2 separate regions of the Homo sapiens genome follow, and region 1 is linked to region 2. Evidence: chromatin loops called from intact Hi-C (ENCODE). Cell type or tissue: endothelial cell of umbilical vein. All regions are shown on one strand. Links, peaks and the distances in the headings refer to the core of each region. The heading gives the core; the rest is flanking DNA.

Region 1 (5,382 bases), core at 290-5,289, 290 kb after region 2:
CACTATTGCACTCCAGCCTGGGAAACAAGAGCAAAACTCGTCACACACACACACGCACACACACAAAAAAAAAAAAAAAGAAAGAAAGAAAGAAAGAAAAGAAAAGAAAAAATTTGAAGGCAAATATATTACCAGTATCACTTGGGGCAAGGGATAACAGTTCAGGCAAACAATGGACAATCTGAATAAGGGCTTTGAAAAACTCTCACAAATTCCTGGGAATCCAGAAGGCCACATCCATGCCCAAAGCTGGGAACATGCTCAGAAAAGACCTAAGAAGGCCCTAAACTTCCACCTCTGGCTGACTTTTTGCTCGGCTAAGGCAGAGATATAAACTGCCTGGCTGGGTGTTACAGGCATACCCAGCACACACAGAAAGCCAGTCTGCAAAGACTGGAAGATAATTGCTTGTTTCTGTATGTATTTTTCTTCCTCGGTTTTTATTTTTTTCTAATCTGACAGAACAGAGACTTATGTGGCCACATAAAACAAAGAATACAAACTTTACAAAATTAGTTTGACTTGTATGAGGTACCTAGAGTAGTCAAATTCATAGAGAAAGGAAGTAGAATGGTGGTTTCCAGGGGCTATGAAGAGGGCAGAATGGGGCTTTATTTAACTGGTTCAAAGTTTCAGTTTGGGGTGAAGAAAAAGTTCTGGAGATGTGATCATTACACAATATAAATGCACGTAATGTCACTGAACCATACTTGAAATGGATAAAATGGTTAATTTTATCTTGTGTATATTTTACCATAACATAAAAAAGTAGTTTATAAAAGATACTAACAAACCACAAATAAATGCTAAAATAAGCAGCAACAGTAAAACCTGGGGAGGTGTACAACCTGATTTTCAAAGTTGCTGCATTATGCCAGGCACAGTGGCTCATGCCTGTAATCCCAGCACTTTGGGAGGCTGAGGCAGGTGGATCACCTGAGGTCAGGAGTTCAAGACCAACCGGGCCAACATGGTGAAACCCTATCTCTACTAAAAACACAAAAATTAGCCAGGCCTGGTGGTGGGTGCCTGTAGTTCGTGAGGCTGAGGCACGAGACTCTCTTGAACTGGGGAAATGGAGGCTGCAATGAATCGAGATCACACCACTGCACACTGCACTCCAGCCTGAGCGACAGAGTAAGACTCTGTCTCAAAAAAAACAAAGTTGCTGCATTATAATATTCAAAATGTCCAGTTTTCAACAAAAAATTATAAGGTACACAAAGAAACAAGACAGTTTGACCCATATACAGAGAAAAATAATAGAAACAGCCCCTAATGAAGCCTGAGCATTAGGCAAACAAAACTTTAAATCAACTATTTCATATATGCTCAAAGAGCTAAAAGAAATCAAATTCAAAAGAGACCCATGAGAACAATGTCTCACCTAATGAAGAATATCAATAAAGAGATATAAATTACAAAAGGAACCACATAGAAACTCTGGAGCTGAAAAATACAATAACTGAAATGAGAAATTCACTAGAGTAATTCAAATAGACTTGAGCAGACAGAGGAACAAATCAGCAACTTGAAGGTGGGTCAATTGGGATTATTCAGTCTGAGGAGCAGAAAGAAAAAAAAGTGAAGAAAAATGAACAGAACCCATAAGACCTGTAAGACACTGCCAAGTAGACCAACATATACAAAATGGGAATTCCAGGAGAGAAGAAAGAAAGAATATTTGAAGAAGTAATGGCCAAGAAAGAATGAGGAAACTCTTTATGCACTGATATATAAAGATCTACAAAAAATTTTGTCACATTAAAAAAAAGTAAGGTGCAAAACAATATACAGTGCCAAAAATGCATACTCTGAATCTAATTGTGAGGAAACAGACAAACTGAAATTGAGGGACATTACTTGAACTCTTCAAAAACATCAAACTCATAAAAGGCAAAGAAAGACTGAAGTGTTCTTTCATACTAAAGAACACTAAAGATATATAGCAACTAAATACAATGTGCGATTTTGTCTTGGATCCTGAACCAGAAACATTTTGTTGTTGTTGTTGTTATAAAGAACATTACTGGGACAACTGGAAAACTTTGAATAAAGTGTAGGTTACATTATAGTATTGACTCAGTGTTAATTTCCTGTTTTTGTTTTTTGAGACAGAGTCTTGCTCTGTCACCCAGGCTGGAGTGCAGTGGTGCGATCTCAGCTCACTGCAACCTCTGCCTCTTGGGTTCAAGCAATTCTCCTGTCTCATGCTCCGGAGTAGTCTCAAGTGCATACCATCATGCCAGGCCAATTTTTGTATTTTTAGTAGAGATGGGGTTTTTACAGGTCACCCTGGCCTCGAATTCCTAACCTCAGGTGACCCACCCGCCTTGGCCTCCCAAAGTGCTGGGATTACGGGCATGAGTCACCATGCCCATACAATTTCCTGTTTGTTATAATTGTACTATGGTTAGGTATGGGGATGTGCTTGTTTTAGGAAGTGCAGTCATGCATTGCATAACAATGTGTCAGTCACTGCATTCAACAGTGAACCACAAGAAAACAGTGGTCCCATAAGATTATAGTACAATATTTTTACTGTACTTTTTCTATGTTTGGATACACAAATACTTCTCATTGTGTTACAGCTGTCTTCAGTATTCAGCATGGTAACATGCTGTCCAGGTTTATAGCTCAGGAGCAATAGGCTATTCCATATAGCCTAAGTGTGTAGTAGTAATACAGGAGATAGAATTTAGGCAGATAGTAAGGGTAAGAGTCCTCGGTGGAACTCCCCTTTTAACAAAAAGCAGCCACCAAAACATTTCTTTTCTAACAAAGAGCAGCCTGAAAAATCAAGCCGCAAACATAGATAAGCAAGCTAAAAAGCTTGCACAGGTGAATGCCAGCCTCAGTGCCAATAGAAAAGGGCTACCTGGATGCCAGGCATGTTCAACAGGGAGGGTCCTCTTCTCTTTTCTTTGTCACCACGTGTACAGTAAAGAGGCAGGCAACATGGTGCCTGGCCATGTAGAGAACCCATCTCCATAATAAAAGATTAGGGTGGAGTGGCCAGCTTCTTTGCATGCTGTGCAAACCGCACACCTAGTCCTAACCAGTTCTTCGTGTGCTATGCAAATGACACACCTGGTCCGACCAATCTTTTGTGCCCTATATAAATCAGATACCACCTCCCCAAGATCATCTATTCAACCTTCTGCATTTCACCATGGAAGCAGCAACCCATATTCTCTGGGGCCCCTCTCTCTGCAGCAGAGAGAGCTTTTCTCTTTATTTCGCCTATTAAACTTCTGCTCTGAACCTCACCCTGGTTTGTCTGCGTCCTTGTTTTCCATGACCGTGGGACAACGAACCTCAGGTATTACCCCAGACAACAACATCACCTCAGTAGGCTCTACCATTTAGATTTCTTTAAGTACATTCTAGGATGTTGGCACAACAGCAAAATTGCCTAATGACGCATTTCTCAGAACATATCCCAGTTGTTAAGTGACGTATGACTTTGTACACTGATATATTTGATCTAGCTCACCCAAATGTTTCAGAAAAAAAAATTGTGTGCCAAGAGAGAATAATAAATAAAGCAAACATGAAAATCTGAGTAAAAGTTTTATGGGAAGCCTTTGCACTATTCTTGCAACTTTCTTATTTCAAGTAATTAAAAACTATTATAACTCAATAAATAAAGTGAAACCACCCTCCACAGTTGTGTCATTTTTTTTTTGTAGTTGCACAAATGCAAACACAGAATGGACACAGTTGGATTTAGTTGGAGGTTTTGGAGGGTTTCTTGAGACAGGGTCTCTCTCTATTACCCAAGCTAAAGTGTAGTGGCATGATCACTGTTCACTGCAGTCTTAACCTTCTGGACTCAAGTGATCCACCTCAGCCTTCCAAGTACCTGGGGCCACAGGCCCACACCACCCCATCCAGCTAGGTTTTGGGGAGTTTTGTTTGTTTGTTTGTTTGTTTGTTTTGTACAGACTGGGCCTCCCTATGTTGCCCAGACTGGTCTTAACTCCTGGCCTCAAATGATCCTCCTGTTCTGGCCTTCCCTCGTGCTGGGATTACAGATGTGAGCCACTGCACCCAGCCTAAGGTTGATTTTTACCAGGCAAGTACGCTAAGTCACAAGAGAAGCAAGGGAGATAAGTATGTATGCAAGGATTTGGCAATAATGATTGCCCCTGGAGTCCAAGCAGGGTTAAGAAGCAAAATAAGGTCATAAGAGTGTCAAGGCCAATGAAAGTGTGAGGATTAAATGTTTGTAAATCTAGTTGAGATTAAAGGACTGCTGGTGATAGAAGTGATGAGTTGGAAAGATACAAATGGTACTTGAAACTGAGATTGTGGACAAATTGCAGTTATAATGATAAGTTCTATGATATGAGCATGAGAGTGGGTGGCTGACAGGAGTGGTGGTTCAGATTGTTGGGGCAGAGGACAAGGCACTAAGAAACCAGGAATTGAAAGTATAACCTTAGTGGCTATTGAAATCACCAAGTGCAGAAAGAGTAGGGTAGAAGAAAGCGACATGAGCAAGGAGCAAAAATCTTCAATGAAAAAGGGAACATGGATTGTGAGTTTATAGATGACTCCAATAAGAAAAGGCAACTGGTGGCATAGTGTTCTGACATGAAATTCAAAGATAGAGTGTTAGGGAAGAGTGAAGGAAAAGAGTCTGGAAGTAATAGGAAAAAAGAAGACAATCACTTTTTCTTGGGCCCATTGGTGCTCCAGCTACTATAGTTGCATGACAAATCACCCAAAACCTTAGTGGCTGAAAACAATAATCATTCATTATTTCATGGTTTCTGTGGGTCAGGAACCTGGAGCAGCTCAGCTCCTCAGTTCTAGCTCATGGGCTTTCAGAGGTTGCCCTTAATCAAGTGGATATCCAGTCATCAGAAGACCTGATAGTGGCTGGAGGATCCACTTCTATGGTGTCTCACTTACATGGCCGGGCACCTGGTACTGGCTATTGGTTTGGGACCTCAATTCCTCTCCATATGGACATCTTCACAGAGCTGCTTCAGTCCTCATTGCATGGCAGTGCCTTTCCTCAGAGCAGGTAATCCAGGATACCAAGGTGAGGACTACAGTGCCGTTTATGACCTAACCTTGGAAGTTATAGACTATCATTTACACCGCATTCTATTGGGGTCAGTCAGCTCTGATTCACTGAGGGAGGTGACTCCACAGGGCATGAATGATAGAGGCCAGGATCAATGGAGGCCTTATTGATTGGAGGCCAATGGAGGCCAGGATCAAAGAAGGCCAGATCAATGGGAAGTTACAAGTGATATGATGGTGTGGGAGAGGAAACAGACACCACTTGAGAGGGCTTCAGGGAAAGCCGTTTCCTCTCAAGTTTCAGGGGAAAACCAAGTATCAGTGCAAGCTTGTCCAACCCGTGGC
Region 2 (5,382 bases), core at 279-5,278:
AAATGGATGAGACGGTGGAGTAAAAGATCATAGAATTCCATGTCAAAACCAGAGTTCTAAAGGCATAAACATAAACAACGGGCTGGGCATAGTGGTTTATGCCTGTAATCCGAGCACTTTGGGAGGCCAAGGCAGGAGGATTGCTTGAGCCTAGTAGTTTGAGACCAGCATGGACAAGATGGCAAGATGCTGTCTCTACAAAAAAATATAAAGTTAGCTGGTCATGGTGGCATGCACCAGTGGTCCCAGCTACTTGGGAGGCTGAGGCAGGAGTATTGCTTGAACCCAGTAGATCAAGGCTACGGTGATCCATGATTGCACAACTGCACTCCAGCCTGGGCAACACAGTGAGACCTGTCTCAAAAAACAACAACAAAAAAAACCATAAACAACATCAGTATTGGTATATTTGTGAGGAAGAATAATAACGAACCTCCTGTGTCCTTTTTTCACATCAAATATTCAACCCTTATGATAGCCTTCAGGAAGACAAACTCCATGTTATAGATGAGGAAACTGAAGCAGAGGGAGGTTAAGAAATTTGCCCCAGGTCACACACAGTCAGTAAGTGGCAGAGCATGGATTAAAATGTGTCTCTGTTTGATTTCCAAGTCCAGGCGATTTGCCACTACAGCACATTGCCTCCCACCAGAGAGGTAAAGGGGAACGGAGAAAGAGTGGGGAAGAAAAAGATGGAACAAAGATCCCTGGGGCAGCCTCATCCTACCCCATCCACTTGCACCCCAAACTTTCCTAAGAACCCAACCCAAGACATTAATTTACTTTCCTGCCACATCCAGTTTCTAAAATGGTAGCACGGGAAACTCATCTATTTTTATAGAATCATGGAACAGTTTTTAGAGCGTATTTGGGTCTGCCCTCTCCTTCATTTACAGAAAAGGGAACTGAGGCCCAGAAGTGTTGTCCCCTAGCTGGTTAATGACAGCCTGGCACTCAAATGTGCTGAATCCTAGTTCTGTACTCTTTCTATTTTGCTGCATTCCTAAGGGCCCTATAAAAACGGTAAACTTCATGCAGATACAAAGTAAAAGTTATATTGTCACCTCCACCATTAAACTGCGAGCCACCCCTTTTCTAGATAGTGTCTATTATCCCTAATTCTAGACAACATCTTTTTTCCCGCATTTTCTTCTGATCCAGGAAGAGCTTCCTACAGGAATCCCAAACGAATCTCCAAGCTAGCACTTCAGCCTCTTCATCCTGAGACTCCTCATTCTACCTCCTCTGCCTCTACAGTCCCCACATGAACCCACACACTTACTCTCAGAGCTCACTACCTTCAGAGCCAGCATGGCCAAAAATCCCAGGAGAGAGGTTGGCCTGAATGAAGCAGAGCGGAATTCTTGGGGCAGATCTATTCTGGATCCCAAAGAAGTCTCATAGTTGCTCACACTATTTGGGTAAAATGCAAATAGCATGGAAATCCACGTAGATTACAACAAACATTGAACCCTAGACCTTACATAAATATGTTCTTCTTCCAGGACACAATCCTCTAATACTCTATCCATTACTCATTTTCTAAATCCATCACTTATTCAATAAATATTGATTGATCACCTTCTATGTGTCAGGCATTGTGCTTAGTACTGGGAAACATCATCAAAAAAGACATGGCTGGCTGGGCGCAGTGGCTCACTCCTGTAATCCCAGCACTTTGGGAGGCCGAGGAGGGTGGATCACCTGAGGCCAGGTGTTCGAGACCAGCCTAGCCAACATGGTGAAACCTTGTCTATACTAAAATTACAAAAATTAGCCGAGCGTGGTGGCAAGCACCTGTAATCCCAGCTACTCGGGAGGCTGACAGAGGAGAATCGCTTGAGCCTGCGAGGTGGAGGTTGCAGTGAGCCATGGTCGCACCATTGTACTCCAGCCTGGGCAACAACAGTGAAATTCCATCTCAAAAAAAAAAGAAGACATGGTTCCTGCCCCCAGAAGCTTCTAGCCCACAGTAGAATTTAGGCGTACAGTGATGAACTCCTTGTTGTCTATAAAAAAGAGAATTCATGGTGTTTGGAAACCCACGAATTCTTGAAATTCATGAACTTGGAAGCCCCATATTCAGCCTTGAGAAGGCTTCTTGGACAAGTATTGCCAGGGTTGAGATGTAATAAAAAAGTAGGAAAGGCATTCTAGACAGAGCAGACCTCTGAAGAGCTAAAGATAAGTAGAAGCAAGGACCATGAAAGGAATTTCAAATAATTCCATCTTGCTGTAGAGAAGAGACCCTACGGAAAGGACAGGGAAGGAAAGGGTGTGATCTTGGCAGATCTTTTCCTGCTCTGCTCAAGTGGCAGCTGAGCCTATGGGGGCCCTACTCACAAATGACCTCTAGGTCTTGCCTCCTTACCATCCATGCGGACAATACACACCACAAAACGTCCATCACTGATTTATTTAACTACATCTCTCTGAGTTACACTGGATTTCCACAAATGTAGAATTTAATTTGAATTCCTCCCTTTTTCTCTAAAGGAAGAGGAATGACTAGCTGAATGCATGTGGAGCCAGAGATGGTTAAAATTAAGTCAGTTCAGAGACTTTCGGTCAGAAGCCAAGGGAGGTCAGGCAAAGAGATTTGTTTTCCTGAATGCTTGGGTCAGGACTAAACAAAGAGGCAGGAAGGGCAAGTGATTCATGCAGTACTGGCTGTTTCCTGGAGGTCCTGGCTCCCAAGCCTGTGCTCCGATCATTGGTATCTGCTGACACTAGAAAACTGAAAAAGCTTAATTTGAATAAATACACAGAGAGCAGAGAGGGGATGACAAGCAATTAACTCGATTTCTCATTTCTACCTAATTGTCTCCTCATTACCTTAGGAAGGAGTGAGTTTCCATGACTACCTCATGACACAGAGACTCAGTGCAGGTGATGCCAGTGTCAGCTTAGCTGTCTGCAGCACACATTGGCAGAGGCAGAACCAGAGAGTTCGTGCCAAGCACAAGACCTGGGACCTCTTGTTCCACCCACCCTCACCTCAATTAATCACCCCATCTCCATTATTGTGCATTGACTCCTGCTTTGTGTATAGTCTGCAGGGCACTGAGAGGAGTGAGTGGTGGCTACAGGCCTCCAAGGATACATGTGTCCCAGAGAGGGAGCTGGGCTGAACCCAGGGTGGTTCTGACCACCCTGTGGGAAAGAAAATGAACAGAAATGAGTCAAAGACTGGCATTCTAGTGCTAGCACAGACAAGTTACTTTGGGCAAGTGGTTTAACCTCCATGAGCTTCAGTTTCCTCGTGAGTAAAACAGTGACCTGAAGGCCCGATCTTCCTTTTTTTTTTTTTGTATTTTTAGTAGAGATGGGGTTTCACCTTGTTGGTCAGACTGATCTTGAACTCCTGTCCTCAGGTGATCCACCCACCTCATCCTCCCAAAGTGGTGGGATTACAGGCCTGAGCCACCGCGCCCAGCCACAGCCCGATCTTCCTTACTAGTATATTTGAAGATTAGATAAAAATCACATATTAAAAGCTGTCTTAGTCTATTCTTGCTGCTGTAACAAAATACTACAGACTGGGAAATTTATAAATAATGGAAGTTTATTTTCTCACAGTTCTGGAGGCTGGGAAATCTAAGATCAAGGTGCTGGCAGGTTCAGTGTCTGGTGAGGGCCTGGTCTCGGCTTTTAAGATGGCACCTTGTTACTGAGTCCTCCTGAGGGGGTAAACACTGTGTCCTCGTGTGGTAAAATGGCAGAGGGCAAAAGGCACAGGTAGATCCCTGTAGCCCTTTTATAAGAAGCTAATCCCACCCATGAGGGCAAAGCCCTCATGGCCTAATCACTTCCTGAAGGTCCCACCTCTTAATACTGTTGCATTGGAGATTAAGTTTCAGCATGAATTTTGGAGGCAACACAAACATTCAAACCATAGCAGAAGTGTTTTGTCAACTGTAAAGCCCTACCAAATGTAAGAGATTATTATTATCATTGGTACTCTTGTGATTATTATTTTCACCCTAAGCAACTACTCCTATCATATCTGTCTAGTTCACAGCCCACCCAGAGCCTATTTACTTGGCATAGTGTTTTCAATCTCTCACAGAAAATCTGATTTTTCTGTTGTCTTTTATTCCCTATACGTGCCCAGGATACTTGGCTGACTTTGTAGTCTGATTGTTAGAAAAATGGATAGTACCTAACAGGGCACCTTCTCCTGCTTACACAGTGCAGTGCACAAGTATGTTATGCTCTAATACCCAGGCTGATGGTGGCAGATACTTGCTTGCTAAAGACTAACTTGGGTACTGTGTTCCTCTTCCGGCCAGAAAATGAGGAGCAGAACACATCTATTCTTTAAGACTTTCTGTCTTTGTCCCTTGTGAAATCTGAGCCTGACACCCCTTCCTCTTATTCCATCTCTTCCTGCCTGGGTGCAATGCCTTGGATATGGTGTTATTAGTTTCCTAGGGTTGCCATAACAAAATGCCACAAACTGGATGTCTTAAAACAACAGAAACTGATTCTCTCACCGTTCTGGAGGCTAATCACAAGGGCCTACCCTAACGCAATATTACATTATCTTAACTCGATTATATCTGCAAAGTCCCTTTTTCAACACAGGATCAAAGACCAGGCATTCGGACCTCAGCAAATCTTTTTGCCAGATACAATTCAATCCATAAAATATAGTGAGAGTGGTATGACAGGCAAGAGAACTTGGAATTTGGATGACTAGGGGAAATGTGCAAAGGCTGTTTCATTCAGAATACAAGATGTCAGCTTCCAGCATTGGCGTGTAGTCTGTTTGATGGCCTGGGTCAAGTCTATAAACTTACTAAAGCTCAACTTTCTTATCAGTAAATATGGTAAGTCTGGATTCCTAAGGCTATGATAAGACAGGCTAAAAATAATTCTAGAAGGACATGAATTATCTTCTGAGCCCTAAAAACCTGTAAATATGTTTACTAATAAAAAGTAAACCTGTACAAAGACAATCTGTTGCTTCTGTGTCTTAAAAAAAGGAATTTAATAGCAAACTCATTGGAGTTGGGGAAAGTGAAAAAGGAAAATCCTGTATTTATCCTATTTCATGCAGCACCAGTCCAGACTGACTAATAGTGATGGGGGTATTTTTTCTCTTTAAGAAAAACTGATATAATTGAGTCTTTTATTATGCTTGGACAGATTCCCTAAGACTCCATATGAAAGACTTTCAAGAAGCCTGTAATTTATCACAACCTACAATCGTTGGATTTGAAAGTTGGAAGAGACTTGAGCCCAGTCTGCTAGTAATTGCAGAAATTCTCTCTAGAACATCTCTGACCCATGATCATCTAGCTGTATTAAGAAGCTGGCTCACTTCTTCCTAAGACACATGACAGGTCATCCTTTAGAAAATTCCTCTCTTCATTAAAC

Evidence for each region. Hi-C counts contacts between places; a loop is a spot of excess contacts. Peaks named below come from ENCODE experiments on the same cell type or tissue, not always from the same donor. Only the 100,000 strongest peaks of a DNase experiment are listed, where the experiment ranks them.
Region 1: a loop joins it to region 2, with 7 times the contacts of the local background. A loop is called at or near these places in 1 of 110 quality-filtered maps.

What each region holds. Positions count from the first base shown.
Region 1 is chr3:113,827,818-113,833,199 of GRCh38, reverse strand. It overlaps a transcript of GRAMD1C not described here. Among named protein-coding and RNA genes, the nearest start is that of GRAMD1C, 8.3 kb to the left of the region's middle. RefSeq lists an enhancer at 2,153-2,302. In endothelial cell of umbilical vein, for the core only: no CTCF peak of the experiment used is centred there; DNase peaks (open chromatin) are centred at 1,919 and 2,409; H3K27ac peaks cover 3,076 bases.
Region 2 is chr3:114,119,769-114,125,150 of GRCh38, reverse strand. No RefSeq gene overlaps it. Among named protein-coding and RNA genes, the nearest start is that of DRD3, 57 kb to the left of the region's middle. In endothelial cell of umbilical vein, for the core only: no CTCF peak of the experiment used is centred there; a DNase peak (open chromatin) is centred at 2,640; H3K27ac peaks cover 2,126 bases.